Regions from separate parts of the Mus musculus genome. Here regions 1 and 2 are each linked to region 3. The links are chromatin loops, found by intact Hi-C in ENCODE. Cell type or tissue: left cerebral cortex. All regions are shown on one strand.

What was found. A loop is a pair of places that touch in the nucleus more often than their neighbours do. Peaks named below come from ENCODE experiments on the same cell type or tissue, not always from the same donor. Only the 100,000 strongest peaks of a DNase experiment are listed, where the experiment ranks them.
Region 1: it touches region 3 in a loop (4-fold over the local background); 6 of 42 quality-filtered maps call a loop at or near these places.
Region 2: a loop joins it to region 3, with 4 times the contacts of the local background. A loop is called at or near these places in 26 of 42 quality-filtered maps.

The regions. Positions count from the first base shown.
Region 1 is chr8:122,229,501-122,232,000 of GRCm38, forward strand. Zfp469 (zinc finger protein 469) reads left to right here and starts at 774. Exons shown (of 3, transcript NM_001362883.1): 1 at 774-911. In left cerebral cortex, a CTCF peak has its summit at 1,405; DNase peaks (open chromatin) are centred at 469 and 1,370; H3K4me3 peaks cover 1,569 bases; H3K27ac peaks cover 686 bases.
Region 2 is chr8:122,268,511-122,271,010 of GRCm38, forward strand. Zfp469 (zinc finger protein 469) reads left to right here. Exons shown (of 3, transcript NM_001362883.1): 3 at 1-2,500. Among named protein-coding and RNA genes, the nearest start is that of Zfpm1, 12 kb to the right of the region's middle. In left cerebral cortex, a CTCF peak has its summit at 1,121 (motif pointing left); DNase peaks (open chromatin) are centred at 623 and 1,038; H3K4me3 peaks cover 656 bases; H3K27ac peaks cover 647 bases.
Region 3 is chr8:121,976,724-121,979,223 of GRCm38, forward strand. It overlaps Banp (BTG3 associated nuclear protein), which reads left to right. Exons shown (of 14, transcript NM_016812.4): 4 at 1,832-2,031. It overlaps Mir7237 (microRNA 7237), which reads left to right and starts at 1,301; the gene lies at 1,301-1,363. In left cerebral cortex, a CTCF peak has its summit at 1,421 (motif pointing right); a DNase peak (open chromatin) is centred at 1,422.

The DNA.
Region 1 (2,500 bases), 250 kb after region 3:
TGGCCTCTGGCAGATTCCTGATCTGTGAAGCTTGGGTTCATGTTAGATGTGGCATTTTGTCAGATGATCTTAAAGGTGCCCCTCCGTCTCTAGAGACCTAAATAGCTCCTTCGGTCCCCACTACGTTCCAGTGTGCTCATCCCCAGGCTGGATGATGGCCCAGTAGGAAGCCACCAAGGTTGATGACTTCGAGCTCTGTGTTATGACAGAAGCCCGCTGGACATCTACTCCAGGCCGCAGCACCTTAGAGTGTCAGACTTATGTACTGGGGGGTAGGGGGAGGCTTAACCTGAATTTTCCCCTAAACAGGTGTCAGCTATGGCCCGGGCCCTAACCTTCCGGGACAGAAGCCAGAGGAAGAGGTTTAGTTGCTTTTGGTGGCCCAGGGACTGGGAGGAGCGAAGGATGGATAGAGCTGCGACTGGAAGCCACACGGTGGAATGGTGGCAGCCGTTTCCGAAGTTGCGCTGAAGCCAGGCTTTCCGCCCAGCGGCGTGCCAGCTGTAGAACTGGCCAAGGAGCGTGTTGTGGGGGGAGAGGGTTGGTGACCGGGGAGAGAGTTTCCCACCAGGCCGGCGTGGCTAGGTGGATCACATGAAACCAACACCTAGGAAAAGCCGTGCTAAAAATAGCCGGGGCGGGGCGGGGGGGGGGGGGGGCGCAAGCGTGTAACCCAAGCCGGGGCGCTGCTGTGCGTCCGGCCTCCGCGCGAGCGCTGCCCGCGGACCGGCCCGGGAGGCGGCCCTCTGCTCGCACCCCGCCCCAGGCGCAGCGCGGCGGCTCGGTGCCCGGCGGACGGGCGGGCGGGCGGCCGGGGCGCTGCGGGCGGGGATGAGCGCTGGGGCTACGCGGTCCGGGCGCGGGCGCCCCGCGCGTCCCGGGAACTGGAGCTACGCGCGGCCGGGGCGGAGGTGAGTGCGCGTCGCTGGGGTGATCAGGGACGGGTGCGGTCACCGCGCTGCCCTCCAGGCGCACGGCTGGCCTCGGGTTCCGACACACGGTGAGACGAGCTGCAGGCGCCGAGTACCGAACTCGGGGCTGCCTGGCCCAGCCCCTGAGAGAGCTGTTGGGGATGTCGCCCGCGAGTTGCGAAGCACAGAGCAAGCATCACCAGAGCCCAGGGGAGTCGGAGCCACGGGGCTGCGGGAGGTGAAGCGGTAACTCATTCATTGCGACTTGGAACCGTTCGTATGCTACTCCACCGCCGCCCGCTCGGGACCCCCTAAGGTCTGATTCCGCGGGCGGGATGGGGTCCGGCTAGCGGACTTGAGGGTCACCACGCTCTTGCTTCCGCCAGGAGGCCCATCGCGCCCCCACCCACCCTGTGCTTTGGGGCAGCTCCGCTGGAGGAGTCCACGGAGTTAAGCTAAGCCGACCGCGGAGACACTGCGCCCCTCGTGGCGATGGTGGGAAGGGGAGGGTATCGTAGCGGGATTCAATCGGACTTCCAGTGGCGGCCTGGACCCTGTCCTGCACCCGAGACCCCAGGGTAGAAGCAGGGATGTGCATAGCAGACAGGAAAGCGGAACAGCCGGGCTGCTGAGTGGGGCTCGGGCTCCAGCTGAGACAGTTGATGGCTTTTCTTCGGGCTCCTCTGAGCCGGCTGTGTGGGGACTGTGCCACGTGTTACTACTGCATTTAATCTTCCTAGTGAAATGGGTGGAACCCCGTGCTCTAGATGAAGAGGGTCAGAGTGGCCTGTGTTGCACAGCTGGAAAGCAGCAGAGGTGCTGACAGTCCAGAGCCACACTGCCAGTTGACTCTGGTCCAGTTCCCCCTGTTAGAGGGACAAAGGTGTGTCGAGGCCTCTGTGTCCTGCACTGTCCCAACCGTCTTTACTCAGCCAACACCCAAGTCCGGAAAATAACAGACAAGCGGGCAAAATGCTTGGGCATATTGACGGGGCCAGTCGGGGAGAGCAGCAGCTGGCCAGCAGTCCCTTCAGGATGGCATAAGCTTGCCTGGCAGGTCCCTTTTGCCATAAGCTTGGCCTGGCAGGTCCCAAACAACTGGGCAGAGCCAACAGAGTGTGTCTTCCTTATTGTGAATGGGAGAAGGCAGCAGAGGACGGCACAGGGTTTCTTCAGTCTGGGAGATAAGGTGAGACAAAGCAAGTGGACTCCAGGCTGTCAGTATCCCAGGGCATTGTAGAGGCCGTGGGAGAGCCAAAGAGAGCTCTGAAGTCATGAGCTTACAGTGTCAGTGATTTAGTCTCCACAAGACCCCACCCTCCACCGACCCAGGTCAGTGGCTGCTTGTATGCCCCCAGCGATGGCCTCTCACTCCTTCACAGCAGCCTGAGCCTTCTGTCCTGCCGCTACTGGAGGATCCGTTTCAGCCCAAGCCCCTAGCTGTCAATCACCTGGAGTGACAGGCGACACAGTAAGCCTGGAGTTGCCACAGTTGCCTTGGAGAAGTTAGTGGTATGTCACTCCCCACCAAGTCTTTGGAGCATGTACCTTTTACAACTTGGCATTGCAAGCCAGGAAGTGTCCTGCCA
Region 2 (2,500 bases), 290 kb after region 3:
GAACCAAGATGAATGGTCAGAGCCCATCCCGCAGCTGCACATGGTCCCAGCAGCCTGGCGGGACCTGGAACACTGTAGCCCAGCCTGTGAGACAGCCTCTTCTGTTGGAGACATGAGCCCGGAACCCCCTAACCTAGAAAGGGAACATGACAACAGGCCTCCTGGAAATGCCAGCCTGCCCCCACTTTACGTTAAGGACTTTGAGGCTCTCAGCACCCAGCTGGAGATACAAGACCTGTGCTTTCTGAGACCCTGTAGTGACCTTGTTGAACTCTCTAACCCAGGCGCCCTAGACTTCCAGGTCACAGCAAATTCACAAGGCCCTCCAGACAAAAGAATGGAGGGAACTGCCCGGGCCAGACGAGCCAAAGGCAGAGACCTGCGGGTGAAGGGCAAGAGGGCCTCCTACAAGTGCAGGGTGTGCTTCCAGCGGTTCCATAGCCTGGGCGAGCTGGATCTCCATAAGCTGTCGCACAGCCCCTCGCCGCCCCCAACTTGCTACCTGTGCGTGGAGCGCAGATTCAGTTCCCGGGAGCTTCTACGGGAGCACTTGTGGGAGAAGCACGTGCAGGGCAAAGCAGGGCCGTGGGCCTGTGGCATGTGCCTGAAGGAGGTGGCTGATGTCTGGATGTACAACCAGCACCTTCGGGAGCACGCAGCCCGCTTTGCCCGAAATGGCCAGGCGCGGCGAGCCTTAGGAGACCTGCCCGGGTGCTTGGAAGGGGAAAGCGCCCTCACGCACTTCCTGAACACCATTGTGGAGCGAGCATCCAAACCCCAGAGGACCAAGCGCTCGATCGGCAAAGACAGTAGGGAGCCATCAGAGCAGGAAGGAGACGCTGGAAAGAAAACCCCAAGAAGGATGAAGCGCAAGGCACGTGCCTCGGTCACCCCCAGCCAAGATGGCGCCGAAGGAGGCAGCCTATCCGTTCTGACCAGCAGTTCTGCCACCTGCTCTGACTCTGCCAAGACGCCCCCCGCCCCGTCCCCAGACCCTTGGTCCCACGGCGAGTCCCCGCTCCAAGCTGTACCAGTGCACGAGGACTGCAAGGACCCCTCCCGTGACTGCCACCACTGTGGGAAGCAGTTCCCCAAGCCCTTCAAGCTGCAGCGCCACCTGGCGGTGCACAGCCCACAGCGCGTCTACCTGTGTCCCCGGTGCCCGCAGGTCTACCCTGAGCCCTGGGAGCTGAAGGTACACCTGGGCCTGACCCACGGGGTGACAGAGGAGAAGGAGCTCCCACACGTGCCTCTCTATGCCTGTGAGCTCTGCGCCAATGTCATGCACGTCATCAGGAGGTCCTTTGTCTGCAGCTCCTGCAACTACACCTTTGCAAAGAAGGAGCAATTCGACAGGCACATGGGCAAGCACCTGAGTTGCGACCTGCAGCCCTTCACACTCCGGAGTGTTAAGCGGCCAGGGGTTCCTAGGAGGAAGACCCGTGTCTCCCAGGATGTGCTACCCAGCAAGCAGAACAGGCTGATGGCGCCCTTCAGTCCCCCTGAGCTCAGCACTGACAGAATCCCCTCCACAACCAGCCCTACACCAAGTGAGGTGTCCCTTCCTGCACTGCCCCTAGCGCCTAGCCTCATCCTGGACCAGCCCAGTTCTCAAGAGAACCCTGTGGACCAGGCAGACCACTCACCCAGGGGGAACAACCTACCACTGAGTGGCCAGGATCTTCCACCTCCGTCTCTGTCTCCTTTCTCAGCTGCCTCAGCTGAAGGTACAGGCGGCTGCTGCAAGCTGAACAGAACCCTGGAGAAACCAGAACACGAGGCTTCCTTGGGAAGCCTTGAGCCATGTAAATGGCAGGCTCTGGTAGGGGAAAAGAGGGCCCTTCACCTGTTCCCAGGAAAACACAAGAGTCCAGGCAACGGAGACAAGTGTGCCCCTGGGTGTTCCCCAGGGCACCCCTCTCAGCTCCAGGAGAGGCTAGTGACCACACACCACATGGCACCTGAGGGGAGAATAGAGGGTCCCTCCCAGAAGGGCAATGCCACCAAACCAGGAGCCTACTCAAGTACCTCCCATCACAGAGCAGCAGAGCCCACCAAAAAAGCACTGAAGCCACCAGCACCACCCCGAAAACCAGGAGGGATGGGGATCCCAGCCGCAGAGCTGGTCTTGAGTCCTGAGGACAGGGTAAAGCCCAACACTTCTAAAGGTAAACTGCGAGGCACCCCTCAGAGCAGTGGAGGGCTCCAGCCTGGCACTCAGACAGGGGGTGGCAGCCAGCCCCAGCCAACCAGTGGGCAGCTCCAAAGTGAGATGGCCTCCACCCCTACTGAGCCCAGCTGTCCTAGCTGGGCGAGCTCCACCCCGGACCAGCCCCCACCTCGAGCCCACACCAAGGGTAGCACCAGAGGGCCTGGGGACGCTGTTCATCAGGGGGTCCAAGTGCATTCAAGTCCCAGGGAGAAAAGAGAAAGCCATGGAAGACAAAGGAAGGGCCAGGCCCTGGGACTGGGCAGACATGGAAGCGTGGGAAACACTGGG
Region 3 (2,500 bases):
AAGGGGCACCACGCACCTTTAACCCTGGCACTTGAGAGGCAGAGGCAGGCAGATCTCTGAGTTTGTGGCCAGCCTGGTGTACATATTGAGTTCTGGAACAGCCAGGGCTACATAGAAAGAAGCTATCTCAAAAAATATTGAGTGAAATCCACCTTGACAGTATCAGATCTCAAAGTAACCCGTGACCTTAACTGTAGCATAGAGCACACAGAGAAACAGACCATGGAGGAAAGCAGCTGCCTGGGGTCTGCTGGAGACACTGCATGTGTGCTGTCGCATGCAGCCGAGTGCTGTCACGGGATTGGAAGACATTCACGTACCAAATTGCCAAAGTAATTCTCACCAGACAGGTCAGGGCTGTTTGTGGGCACCTGACCCGTGGAGCAGTGTCAGGAAGAATGCTGTCTCTCTTCTCCTCTATGGGTTTGCTTGAGATGTTAGTTAGTCTGTAACAGGGATTTTCCTCTCTCAGTTGGCCACCATGTAGTTGTCATGGTGTCTGCCTGCACTGCCGACGCTGCTCCGTTGATAGCCGAGTGGACACTGGGGATGAGCTGAGCGCTGCTGCTTGTTCCCTCGCAGGCACAGCCTTGCCCCTAGAGAGCATGGTTAGCGGGGAGCGTCAGGTCTTCTCCTTAACCTTCTTCTTACTAGTGTCTTTCTGTGAAAAGAGGCCTTTAAGCCAGGGTTCAGGGTGCTGGTTAATGACAGGAAATGGAGGAGTAAGGCCCGTAGCACTGAAGAAAAGGAATCTTCTCTAAGTGGTGCTGGCTCTGGCAGAGGATGTGCTGAGTTGGGGCAGATGTGAGGGCTTTGGGTATGCAGCACTTTCCCATGGCTGCTCCTGACTGCTGTGCATAGCAGAGAAATAGAGCAAGCTCAGGGTTCTTCAGGGCCGTGCCTGGCTACTCAGAATGCTCTGACCCATGCATTCGTGCTTTGCCACACCCGGTTGTTGTTGGTGTGGTATCTGCTTCTGTGGCTGTTATGATTGTGATTCTGCTCCGTGATTCCCTTTCAAGTTAGAGCAGAGATGGCTCCCATTAACTTGGACTGGGTGCAGAGGGACACGCTGTTCTGCCTGCCTGTGCTCTGAGGTCCAGCGCTGGCCTGACCCTTTGTTCTCATAGGCTAGCACCTTCTTCCTGAGGTGCCTGAGGCTGCATTTCTCTTCCAGCCGAATCCTCATTGTGTTTTCTTCAGCGGCTGCTGGCCATACACAGTTGAATGATTTCCTGGCACCCAGAATGTTGCCTGGGAGGCCTCTCTTCACAGTAGAGTTCCTGTGTGCGCCATGTACATGGTAGCTTGTGACAGGACTGGCCCTTGGGAGAGCAAAGCCATCCTGTTGAGCTTACCGAGCACATGGCCTGCTGCTGACTTCCAGCTTGCTAGTTGGAAACTGCTCCTCTTGTGGGCCACTAGGTGGCACACTTGATATTTAGAAGGTCCCTGGAAGGGGTCATTGACAGATTTCAGTGAGGTATAGCTGTGTCCAGCCATCTTTTTTTGGTTTTCAGGGTTTGGATAGTAGTCTTATCTTTCAGCATTAGAAAAATTTTGTAGCTTTACTGTATAAATATTTGGATGAGCATAGTGACAAGCTTATTACTCCATGGCCTCAGGAAAGGTGAGATTGCAAGGGCTTATTAGACACAGAGGGCTGAATCCCTGTGCACGGCCCAGGGCTCCTCACTGAATATGTTGGCTCGGCCCAGGGCTCACTCAGCTGAAATACACTGGGTGGACTTAGGAGCCAGCTAGGGTCCTAAGGACTTGCTGCTCACAGTGGAAGACATCCTCTCTGAAGCTTTTCTGTTTTCATTTCCAGTCTTTCCTGTACTCTATTAACCAGACGATATGTTTGCGGTTGGATAGCATTGAGGCCAAGCTGCAAGCTCTCGAGGCCACTTGCAAATCTCTGGAAGAGAAGCTAGACCTGGTCACCAATAAACAGCACAGTCCCATCCAGGTCCCCATGGTGGCAGGTTCCCCACTTGGCGCCACCCAGACCTGCAACAAAGTGCGATGGTAAGTCCAGAAGACCGAGGCTCCGCAGGCCACCCTGGGAAAGCGCTCCGTGCCAGCCCAGGCGCCGCTGTTACTGATCTGCCCTCGCCCCGGATATCTGCCCTGGTGCTTCCATGGGGCTGGTTTCACTTAGACCGAAACCAAACACAGGCTCTGCTGGAACGGCCTGAGTTGCTCCAACTTTGTTTCTTGGCTTAAGCAGCTGGACTCATCTTTCCTTGCACCTGGCCATGAACTTGGCCCATGTATGTTGCTTCTTTTCTCTTTCTATCTCTGGCTGACTATTGCCTATGTTTTCTGCGGGGGTAATATTTATAATTTTTACTTGATCATAGAAAACTTTCCGTTTAGTCTGAGACTTGCCTTGTGCCTAATTTTTAAATAGGTTTGTGGCCTCCAAGAGAGCTTTGCATGGTTTGCACTCTGCTGGCTTGGAAGGTTCCATGCCTGGCTCAGTGGGATGGAAAGG